Linked DNA regions of Mus musculus: region 2 is linked to region 1. Evidence: chromatin contacts called from ENCODE POLR2A ChIA-PET data. All regions are on one chromosome and are shown on one strand. Each heading gives the region's core, a stretch centred on a gene start or an enhancer-like site at or near the end of the contact. The rest is flanking DNA. Distances are from core to core; before and after follow the strand shown. Region 1 holds the start of Ccar2 (cell cycle activator and apoptosis regulator 2). Region 2 holds the start of Polr3d (polymerase (RNA) III (DNA directed) polypeptide D).

Region 1 (5,873 bases), core at 1,054-3,553:
GTGCAATGACAGGGAAATGACAGGATTGCTGTTTGGAGCAGGTGATTTGCTTGGGCAGTGAAGTTCCTGGTAGCTTCATTAGGGATGTATAGTATATAGATGTACTATAATAAGATGAGCCCTTATTCTCTGTTCAGCAGGATCTCTCCCACTGGGATAAGGTCAAAGTTCTGCTCAATCGGCTCCGTTGGAGGAGCCCTCGACTTCCTGAGCCTCCTGTTCCCCCTGATGGTTCTGGATCCAGGTGAGTCTTGTGCCTGATTTAGATTTAGGCAGTGGGGAGAGACTGCTGGGCGAGGATGTTGGTAGTGTCCTGTCTTGTAGTTAAGATGCCCCATTTGGCCGGGCTTGGTGGCGCACGCCTTTAATCCCAGCACTCAGGAGGCAGAGGCAGGCAGATTTCTGAGTTCGAGGCCAGCCTGGTCTACAGAGTGAGTTCCAGGGCAGCCAGGGCTACACAGAGAAACCCTGACTTGAAAAAAAACAAAACAAAACAAAACAACCCCCCCAAAAAAAACCCAACTAAACAAAAATATGCCCTATTTGTTGGTGAAGAGACAGAAGATGACATGAGATTGGGAACAGTGGCTTTCCCGAAGCCACTACCAGATTGTGGGCGGCATGTTCATCCTCACGTGTCAAGCCCTCACTCCTTACCACTGAAATTTAGGGGCTGGTAAGGTAGACACACAGGCAAAGTATTTTACTGTAGGTGAAGTCTGTCTGTCATGGTTGGCAGCTTCTCCTCAGGAGGTATGCAAAGCTTCTTGTCTGTTTTCTTTCTCTTCTTGTCTAACTTTCCTTTGCTTTTCTATAGGATGGAGTTTAGAAACCTCTCTGACAGGACTCCGTGCCATTCCCAACGGAAGACCTTTATACCAGCATTGGTGGTTAAGAAGCCACGAGCAAAAAATCTTTCTGTATGACCTCTTGGTGTACCTGGTGACCTTGGGAAGAAGTCCCTCACATTTTGGCTTACTGCTGCTTCTCTGCACTGCCAAGAAAAGCTATTGGTGCTTGCTCCTCTTCAAGGTGAAGGCCAAATCCATCTCTAAGCATCGAAGCAAGGAGCCCTGGATCCCCAAGAGGTTCCTGAGTGCAGTTCCAGCACTCTTCCAGGGCTCTTCCTCCTCATCAGAAATCTCTGGGCTTAGGCAATGTGAATTGACTTATTTATCAGGTGCTCATAGAGCATGTTTAGTATGGGAGTGTGTCAGCATGTTGCAGATGTAAGTTTATGCAATCTTTGTTGGACTTCCGTCTGCCCCATCTGATGGAATCATTCGTCCAAAGGGTTGGTGTTTGGGGTGTCACTGGAAGGATGGCACCGATCTTCATTCCACAATGAACAGTTACTAATGTGGACTTCTAATGTCTTCCTCATACCTGAGACGGCAGCCCTAGGACCAAGAACAACATTGCCTTGGGTACCTTTGTAGTGAGTCACGGCTCTGGAGTACAGCCCCTGAAGGCTGAATGAGGGATGGGGGGAAGGTCAAGAACATTGAGAGGAACAACACATAACTTGCAAGGTCAACTCTAAGATGCTGTGTTCTATCCTGGAGTTTAACCATAGCGAAGTCTCTTAATTTCTGAGCCACAGCTTCCTACTTGGGACCATGATACCCACCTTACCTACCTCATAAGCTTGTTAGGAGGATGAAGTAACATTAAACATTCTCAATGTGTGCTGTGACTGTTAAATGACCTGGGAAGGGTGTGATGCTGGAGGCAAACAGGAGTGGGGAGATGGGAGGCCAGAAGTTAAAGGAAGGTGTGTGTGTGTTCACTGTTAATAGTTGTGAAAATAGCCACATTTCTGGCAAGATTTTGGATAGAGCCACTTCATTAAGATCGTGTACGTTTCATATTTGAGAGTCTGGGTATAGATTTCGGATATGCTTACCCCTTGCTGATGGTGCAGTCAAGAAAAGGACAGGAATAGGGATGGGGGTGGGGTGGGGTGGTCATTGGCTTTAGTCAGAAGACTATCCCCTGGAAATGGACCCCCAGTAGGCACGCTCCTCCTCTAGCCAATGGAGGCCCTGCTTCTTTTGTTGCTGTAGTCTTGGGGGTTAGTAGAGCACAGCAGGGTGTGTAAGTGGTAGTCCCCTTCCTTGTGTTTGTGGGAGTGGGTCCAGTTCCAGTCATTTTGAGACCTGGAACCAATGGTTCGAGCTTACTTTTCTGATGGGACACTTGAGAGAGGACACCACCGAGCTCGGCTTCCGAAGGCATTATCGGATCTGGGAAGGCGCACTTCCGTTCCACAGTTGGAGCGGGATGGCAGGCTGGTGTGGGGGAAGGGAGAGGTCGATGGAGAAGAGGGAGGTACCATATCCGGGAGAGTGGCAGCTTCCGACCAGTGGTCTCTCTTCCGGAGAGGCGTTTCCGGTGGTGGTGGCAGCGGCGGCTGCGGTGGTTCCGGGTGTCTTTGTCCCCCTGGTGTCGTGGCCCTGGCCCGCAGGTGGGTTGGGGGCCTCCTGCTGCGCCCCCGCCTCTCCGTCTCTCTCGGGTGGCGAGGCTGCGGGGTCCGAACGGCGAAGATGCGCCAGTCGCGGAAAGAGCCGAGCCCCTCTGGACTGCAAGCTCCGTCGCCCTGGCAACGGCCTCGGCCCTGGGGGCGGGCGGGAGGAGGAGAAACCTCGCGCCGTGAACCTCCCACGGTGGCTTCTCGGTGGCCCGGCCCGGAAAGCTCTGCGCAGGCGGCTGCGGAGGCCGGAGCCTAGGGTCGGGACCTAGGAGGAGGGAGCGGCGTGCAGGCCGCTTGGCGAGGGCCGGCTGGACAGCTCCCTTCCCACCAGCGGGTCCTAAAGACGCCTGGCGGGCTTCCGGGGAGAGGGCCCGCATCACCAACCCGCTACTCGCACCTTTTATTTTTATTTTTTGCCCCGGCCCTGCGTGGAGTGTTCTGGCGGATGTTTTTGAATGAATGAATGTCACCGGAGCTCTTCCAGCCCCTCACTCCTCCAGCTTCTCTAAGGGGTGCCAGTGACATAGTGAAAGGAGTGCTAAGTTGTTGGGAGACCTGGGTGTGAGTCCCACTCTGTCACTACCTGGTTTTGTGGCCTTGGGCAAGTCTCCGGATCTCAAAGCTCCAGTTTCCTTGTCTGTAAACCAGCATGTCACTAGCACCCACCACTAGGTTATTGTGAGAACAAACTGGAGTAACGTTACTACCAATTTCATCTCCTCTACATCCTCTCCATTCTTCCATTTTAGGACCCACCTCTTCACCTTAAAAGCTTTACTTAAGATTTTCTATCCCCCCTCCCCCTCCCCAATAGATGGAAGTTTTCCATTGGAGCTGCTAACTTCTTTCTGTTTTGATTGAAGGTTTCCCCCCAAGACCTTGAAAGGACAGTATTCCAAATGTCCCAGTTTAAGCGGCAGAGGATCAACCCACTTCCAGGGGGACGCAACTTCTCAGGTGCTTAACTCCTTACTGGTTACACTCAGAACATGCTCGAGACTCAGTTTCAAAAACTATGGCTCTTGGGTGTTTTTCTGAATGTCTGAGTAGCTGATTGGAGCCACCTAGACCTCTGGGTTTATAAGATCCTCTGGCTATCTTCTAGTGCTTCGGGTAGTAGGTGCAATTCCTGGAGATTGCTTCTCTGTCCCCATAGGCGCAGCTTCAACATCTCTTTTGGGCCCTCCCCCTGGTCTACTTACTCCTCCTGTGGCCACAGACCTGTCCCAAAATGCCAGGCACCTTCAGGTATGTTGGGTGCTCTTTCTAGCGAGTTTCCCTTTGGGGCGACCCTAGTATGTTTGGATGCCTGCTGTGTGTTGTTTCTTGTGTTACAATGGTTTTTTGTTTGGTTGGTTGGTTTGGTTTTGTCCTGGTAGTAGGCCAGTGTTGGGGAACGCAGACAACTCTTAGGTTGGGGAATCTTGAATACCTGGCTCCAGAGAGGTCTTGGTGCGGTTTGGATGAAGTCAAGTATTAGCGTCTGTCCTCTTCACAGATAGGCTGTGTGCCCACTGGTTTTCTTCCCATGTGAATTTTCCTGTAATACCACGAGCCGAGTCCCTGTGGCTAGAGATGAGGCCCTAGTGACATAGCATGATTTTGTTCAGGTCACTTCCTGTTGCTTTTGACCTATCCTTCTCTTGCAGAGTGGGGAAAAGCAGCGAGTCTTCACAGGCATTGTTACCAGCTTGCATGACTACTTTGGGGTGGTAGATGAAGAAGTCTTTTTTCAGCTAAGGTAGGCTTGAGGCTAGTCTGTTCTCGGAAAGGTTGTTGCATTTAGTTCTGTCTCTGTGCTGGTGGGCCCCCTCTTTAAAGCCATTGCTTTGCTATCTTACTGCACGGTATGAGAAATTTTGATGGAGAAGGTCTTCCTGGGGGCAGTCAGAATAACTTGTCCAGGGTGCCTCCTGATGGGGCCTCCTGGTTTGTGTGCTGGCAGTGTGGTGAAGGGTCGACTGCCCCAGCTGGGGGAGAAGGTGCTGGTGAAGGCCGCATACAACCCAGGCCAGGCCGTGCCCTGGAATGCTGTCAAGGTGCAGACGCTCTCCAACCAGGTATTTTTCTTAGCATGTCCTCTGCAATGGGGAGGAGAGGAGGAAGTCTTGTGGTCTGACTTTTGGGCACAATCCTTTTTGTTGAGGAGGTGGGATAGATGTCTCTTCATGGTATCAACCTGGGGATCCCCTAAACTTGCCGGCTATTTTCCTCTAGCCCTTACTGAAGTCTCCAGCGCCTCCCCTTCTGCACGTGGCAGCTCTGGGCCAGAAGCAAGGGATCCTGGGAGCTCAGCCCCAGCTGATCTTTCAGCCTCACCGAATTCCCCCCCTTTTCCCTCAGAAGCGTGAGTCCTGGTGGCATGCAGGGTGGGGTAATCTGGAGGGAAGGACTTGTTCCTTTCATATAGATGCTCTTAGAACAGAGGGGGTACTTCTCTACACAGGAAGAGGAGGAGGAAGCTGGACGGGGTTTTAGGGCTTTTGAGTCACCGGCCATTTCCTTTCTTCAGCTCTGAGTCTCTTCCAGACATCCCACACACTTCACCTGAGCCACCTGAACAGATTTCCTGCTCGGGGTCCTCATGGAAGGCTGGACCAGGGCCGAAGGTAAGAGGATGAACAGGCCTTACATCTCCCTCTAGGGGCATGGGCCACCTTTGATACCTGTTGCTACTAATATCTTTTTCTGTGGACACTCAAGAGTCTAGTCCCTTTTCTTTGAAAGGCAGACAGACACATTGAAACATACTTAACAAATACAGTAACTTTATACACTACTTCTGCAAAGCTGAGATTTAATACAGTTTATATTTCAAAATGTCACATTGACAGTTTTTGTTGTTTTGCTCTTTTGAGACAGGGTCTCACTGTAGCGCAGCCTGACCTCATGGAGAGCCTCCTCCCTGCCTAGTGCTGGGATTATTGGTGTGTTCCCACACTTACCCAGCTGAAACACTTTATTTTCAATCAAGTCTTATGTAGCTTAGGCTGGCCTTGAACTCAGGATGTAGCTAAGGATGACCTTGAACTTCTGGTCCTCTTCCCTCCCTCCTAGGTGCTGGTTTACAGGTGTGCGGCATCAGACCTTCCTTGCTTATGCATTCATTGGTTATTTATTTATTTATTTTTTTAGCTTTCTGGTCTTGACTTTGTGTGCACATGTGCATGTGTTTTATGAGTTTGTATCCAGGTGTGTGCAGAGCCAGGGGGTTGATGCTAAGTGTCTTCTGTTGTACTCTGCTGGGTTTTGTTTGCTTTTATTAGAGGTTGAGTTTCACTGGGGCTTGCCGTTTCGGCTGTGTTGACTGGTCAGCAAGGTCTAGAGATCCTCCTGCCTGCCCCTGCCAGGGCTGGGATCAACAGACTGTGTCAGCTTTGACATGGATGCTGGGATCCTT
Region 2 (5,873 bases), core at 1,041-3,540, 290 kb before region 1:
CACAAACTAAGCAACCCAGATGTCTTTCAAAGGATGACTAAATAAATCATAGAAATGCAGTAGGAAAAGGAATAAACTAATGATATGTACCACTTGGATAATAGCCACAAAATTATAGGGATAAAAGAGTAGCCACAAGGGCTGGAGAGATAAGAGCACTGACTGCTCTTCCAAAGGTCCTGGGTTCAAATCCCATCAACCACATGGTGACTTACAACCATCTGTAATGGGATCTGATGCCCTCTTCTGGTGTGTCTGAAGAAAGCTATAGTGTATTCGTCATATACATGAAATAAATAAAATCTAAAATAAATAAACAAATAAAAAGTAGCCACAGAAGCTGGGCACGAGGGCACATTCCCTCAATCCTAGCACTGCCAAGGCAGATACTTTCCTGAGTGTTTGAAGTCAAGTCTTGTCTCTACAGTGAGTTTCAGGTCAACTAGAGGTTTATAACAAGATGACTCCGTCTCTTCAAAAACAATCCAAGTCATATACCGTATGACTCCATCTTTAGAATACTTTTGAAATAACAACATTTTAGAAATGGAGAACAGATTAGTGTGGGGAGGAGTGGGAGGAAGAGAAGGCTCAGCAGTAAGGGAGGCTGGCTGTATCTGAAAGGGCGGCTTCAGGGATTCCTGTCATGCTGAAATGTCTTGTACCATGACTGCAAAAATGTCAATATTCTGGTTTTGATATAAGTGCTAGATCTTACTATTGTGGAAAACAAAGTAAACAGAATTTGGGCTCTGCTGAATCATTATCATCATCATCACCATCAGTGTCTCACTTTGTAGTCCAAGCTGGTGTAAACTCAGAGACCTGCCTGCTTTTTCCTCCCAAGTACTGGGTTTACAGGCATGCACCAACATGCCTGGCTTGTCACATAATTTCCCCCCCCCCCTTTTTTTTTTTTAAATAACTGCATATGTATGACATCAAAATGAAGTTTACTTATTTACTATTTTCATTTTATTTATTTATTTTGGTTTTTCGAGACAGGGTTTCTCTGTGTAGCCCTGGCTGTCCTGGAACTCATTCTGTAGACCAGGCTGGCCTCAAACTCAGAAATCCACCTGCCTCTGCCTCCCAAGTGCTGGGATTAAAGGCGTGTGCCACCACTGCCCAGCAAAGTATACTTTTAATATGTACATTTTCTGAAACTCTTTCCTAGGGATATAATCTACAAGAAAGCAAAAAAGTTGGATGTATCAAATGTACACTAGCTATTTCTAACAACATACCTATTTAAAGTAAGTGCCCCATTAAGGAAACAAGTTACGATATATACATATAAATATGCACATATATATCCTCCCATTGGTCATTTGTCTCCGACAAAGAATACACTATTGTGTGGCACAATATTACAGTACATCAAAAATATTTTAATGCTAGCAGCCTATGGAATTCCAGCAGAAATAGGTTCCTTCCCTAGAATTACATAACCTTTTTATTTGTATTGGGGTCGCTGTAGTGTAACATTAAATGACTCCCCCCCCCCCAGATTAGATTGCAACCACACATTACAATAAAAAAATTTTTCAGCTGGGATTGGTGGTGTACATCTGTAATCCCTACAACTGAGGGATGAGTGAAGAGACTGGACTGCTGCAAATTCGAGGCCAGCCTGGTCTACTTAAGTTCCAGACTAGATAGGGTTACAGAGCAGGGTTGTCTTAAAAATACCCACACCTCCCAACCAAAAATCAAAAAACAAAAACCCTTCCAGTTGAAGAGCAAACTTCAGTTCCAAAGGCTTCCCAGATTTGACTAAGCAGTCATGGGCCCAGGTAGATGAGAAGAGCTATTGGCTGCTCTGTCCAAACTGCGTTAAGGGTGACACCCCAAGACCCCAGGGACCGGCAAGGGAAGGCGCACGCGAGCAAAGGGTCGAGCCCGAAGGTGCAATGACCACGCCAAGGTCAACGCAGGGAGGCTGCAGCCAGCCACGGCCTGAGGGCTCTAAGCTCCCTATGTCCGGAGCCCCATCCCGAGCGGCGACCCCACTGCTCCCAGAGGCTGCGCAGTGTGGACTCCACATACAGCAGGTAGGCGACCTTGGAGCCCCTCCACCTCCGACCCCGAGGACCGCACCTCTACTCCCTGCCAGGGGCCGAGACACGCCCCCACGAGTCACACCCCGGCACAGCTTACAGTCCACCTCCCACATCCTTTTTCGCCCTCTCAACCCAGCTTTTCCCGACTCCGGGAAGAACCGGGAAGAGAAGGCGGAGGGCGGCGAGGCACCGTCGGATAAATACTATGGTCAGGTCACGCCCCCTTGATGTCACTTCCGCCCCAGGGTAAGATGGCAGCGCCCGGTCCTTGCCACGCAGACTTCCGCCTTGCCCGGAGACCCGCGGCCCGTGGTTGCTCTAGTCGGAGGTGAGGTTGTGATACTCGGCGCAGAGCCTCCACGCAGGTGCGTCACGAAGTCCCCAGGGAAAGGGCAGGTGACGGAGTCCAAAGCTAGGGGTGGGGCGCTCCGGGAAGCCTCGCCACGTGGGACGGGGAGGAGCTGAGCTGCAGCGAGAGCGACGCACGGGCGGGGGGCGGGAGGCCACGTGGGTGCGGTTCCGCCCAGGGTCCTCGCGTCCAGCCCTTGGAGTCACTTTGTTGCCTACTTTCTTCTAGGAACCATGTCGGAAGGAAACGCGGCGGGCGAGCCCAGCAATCCTGGAGGGCCGCGACCCCTTCTCTCTGGGGGCCGGGGGCTGATCGGCCGGCGGCCCGCACCCCCGCTTACGCCCGGTCGCCTTCCCTCCATCCGCTCCCGGGACCTCACCCTTGGCGGAGTCAAGAAGGTACCTGCGAGCGCGTTTGTATAGAAACCCACCCAGGCCGTAGGGAGGCGACTCGTGATGTTCATTCATGTGCTGCCTTGGGCCCCTGGTGGGATGTCAGCCTTTAGAGAGACCTGCAAACCTAGGTGCTGGTACAGGACACTGACAGGGTCTCCTAGGCAATTAAAAGACAGTGAATCTAGTTGATTCAAGACATCCGGAAGTGCTTATTATGTTCTGGGCTCCTTACAAAATCCCTTGAAAGCCAGACAAAATTGCTTTACTTGCAATTTCGAGTGTTCATAACTCTGTGGATGTCAGTATTGAAAACTAATAATCTAGTAAGTGATGAATCTTAGGCATGCCGGTAACTGCTCTTTGTCCCCTCCTGTTATGTGTGTAACAGTAGATGTAACTGTACCGAGTAGCTCTGAAAAGGAATAGCAAACACAGGATAAAGCATTTTAGCTTTGCCTTGGGGGCTACTGGTGATAGTCTACCTGTCTCTCTAAGCCATCCCAGGACTGTTGGTCAGTTGAGCACATCGAAAATACAGTACTGTGTTTTACTTTTCAGAAAACCTTCACCCCAAATATCATCAGTCGGAAGATCAAAGAAGAGTAAGTAATGAATGAACAGTACTCACCCCGGTTAGCTCTGAATTTGGGGACGTAATTAGGTTGTGTGGCCTAGAGATTTTAACTTACGCTATTAGCTTATTCACCAGTGGTTCTCATCCTTCAATCCTGGGTTATATAGGGGCATGTTTCTTTTTGAGACAGTGCCTCGCTACATGGCCTTGCATGTCCTGGAACTCACTTATGTAGGTTGCTGGCCTAGAACTCCCAGAGATGTGCTTGCCTCTCAGACCTGTGTCCTGAGTGCTGGGATTAAGATGTACACCTCCACGCTTAGCTCCAGGGCACTTTGCATTAGAGGGTCTTTTTGGTTTTTGTTTTGTTTTGTTTTTTTTCTGTAATAAATAGCTGAGATAATTGGCTTACAGAGAGGGACATTTTGTTTTGGAGATTTTAGTCCACGATCAATCAGGTGGTTCTTGCTTTTGGGTTCATGGTATGGCAATGAATGCAGTCGGAATACCCAAGGGAAGAAAGAAATTAAGGAGAGGAAAGGGCTGAGTTTCTATTCTCCTTTAGGAGCTGGGTAACCACCCAGTAGGCTCCATCTCTTATAGTTTCAGCTACCTTCTGTTTCTGCCGAGGTGGGGCTGAACTCTCCAACTTTGCCTTAAGGTCCTCTGCTCTCCAGCCTTTCTACTTTTAGAGGGTTAAAAAACCAACAAACAAAACAAAAGGCCCACATTTTGACAAGACGGTAAAGTAGAAGGAAATTAAAGGCCGTGCTTTATGGGAGATGTCAAAGGTATAGCGAAGGGTTGGGTGCCGATTCTCGTAGTGTACTTACTGGCTCACAAGCTCTGCTCAGCGGGCTGAAAGGGGCAAGCGAGGAGGCTCCATTTCCTGAGGCAGACCCTTTTGTCTGTCCTCATTCCCAGGCCAAAAGAAGAAGTGACTATGAAGAAGGAAAAGCGTGAACGGGACAGGGACCGCCAGCGTGAGGGTCACGGACGGGGACGTGGCCGCCCGGAAGTGATCCAGTCCCATTCTATCTTCGAGCAGGGTCCGGCAGAAATGATGAAAAAAAAAGGTACCAGGAAGGGACCTGGTCTGGGTTGCAGTTCAGACTGCCTGAGAAGGCAGAGCGTGGGAGTCTCCATTCCAAGTTGGGCTCTCCTCGCTGTGGGCAGTCTTCCTTATTGAACCCTAGTGGACAGCATGATTTCCCGCAGGGAACTGGGATAAGACCGTGGACATGTCCGACATGGGACCTTCTCATATCATCAACATCAAAAAAGAGAAGAGAGAAACAGACGAAGAGACCAAGCAGATCCTGCGCATGCTGGAGAAGGATGACGTAGGTGCCAGGAGCCTGGGGGACAGGTTCTTTTGTAGCTGCTAAAGAGGGTTTTGAGGGAGCCAGGCCAGGGACATGTTCAAGCTTTTGGTTACAGGAGCACTAAAGAGGGGCTGGGGGTGCAGCTCAGTGGAGAGCGAGCTTGCCTCTGTGTGAGACGTACACATATGCAAAGAAAAGAGAGAGACACAAGTCCCGAAACGGGCTGTGATGTAAGCACACGTGCTGACATTTCATGTGACCCCCCCCCCCCTCCAACTCTTTGGCAGTTCATCGATGACCCGGGGCTAAAGAATGACACACGGAACATGCCAGTGCAGCTGCCTCTGGCTCATTCAGGGTGGCTTTTTAAGGAGGAGAGTGAAGAGCCAGAGGCTAAGCCTTTTTCGGCTGGCCCCAAGGAAGAAGATATGGAGGTGGACGTGCCTGCCGTCAAAGGTAACGTGCATGCGTGCGTCAGCTGACTTCCCTTCTTCCCTAGCTCTCCCAGAAGCCCTCAGCAGTGTCTCCTTCCCCTTCCCACTCAAAAGTACAGGCACGGAATCAAGACATAAGTTTCTGCCTCAGACCGCACGTCTGTGTGCCAGTATGCCCGGCCTCAGAGAAGGCACTCTTGAATTTCTTTGCTGTTCCTCTACGTAACTTCTGGCTCAGCAACAGCGGAGCCCACGGATATGAAGGCTTGGGAATAGAGAATTGGCTTAGTGGGTAGGGCTACTTATATTTGCTGTTGTTTGCTCTTTCTCACTTTGGGCAGTGAAAGAGGAGCCACGAGATGAGGAAGAGGAAGCCAAGGTGAAAGCCCCTCCAAGAGCAGCCCGGAAGACTCCTGGCCTCCCAAAGGACGTGTCGGTGGCCGAGCTGCTCAGAGAGCTGAGCCTCATGAAGGATGAGGAGCTCCTGTTCCTTCAGCTGCCTGACACCCTCCCCGGGCAGCCACCCACTCAGGACATCAAGCCTGTCAAGACAGAGGTGCAGGGCGAGGATGGACAGATGGTAGTCATAAAGCAGGAAAAAGACCGGGTATGCTCAAGAGCGAGGTCTGGGGAAATTCTAGGCCGATAGCTCCAGGATTTCTGCCGCTGCTGCAGTTCTTCCTGGGAAACAGAAATGGATTCATTCATGAAAGCTGTTGCCTAGTAACCACCT

Evidence for each region. ChIA-PET counts read pairs that join two places held with the same protein, here RNA polymerase II (POLR2A).
Region 2: POLR2A ChIA-PET joins it to region 1 with 12 read pairs in Patski. The contact joins the promoter of Polr3d here to the promoter of Ccar2 in region 1. POLR2A ChIA-PET finds 5 or more read pairs at or near these places in 2 of 5 experiments (Patski and embryonic stem cell).

The regions. Positions count from the first base shown.
Region 1 is chr14:70,150,221-70,156,093 of GRCm38, reverse strand. Ccar2 (cell cycle activator and apoptosis regulator 2) reads left to right here and starts at 2,303. Exons shown (of 21, transcript NM_146055.3): 1 at 2,303-2,467; 2 at 3,337-3,430; 3 at 3,630-3,721; 4 at 4,123-4,214; 5 at 4,419-4,533; 6 at 4,691-4,820; 7 at 4,986-5,082. The coding sequence starts at 3,373. It overlaps 9930012K11Rik (RIKEN cDNA 9930012K11 gene), which reads left to right. Exons shown (of 7, transcript NM_001112735.1): 6 at 141-244; 7 at 818-1,689. The coding sequence ends at 926.
Region 2 is chr14:70,439,888-70,445,760 of GRCm38, reverse strand. Polr3d (polymerase (RNA) III (DNA directed) polypeptide D) reads left to right here and starts at 2,290. Exons shown (of 9, transcript NM_025945.3): 1 at 2,290-2,428; 2 at 2,641-2,810; 3 at 3,366-3,409; 4 at 4,306-4,457; 5 at 4,600-4,724; 6 at 4,994-5,162; 7 at 5,482-5,747. The coding sequence starts at 2,646. Mir320 (microRNA 320) reads right to left here and starts at 2,251; the gene lies at 2,170-2,251.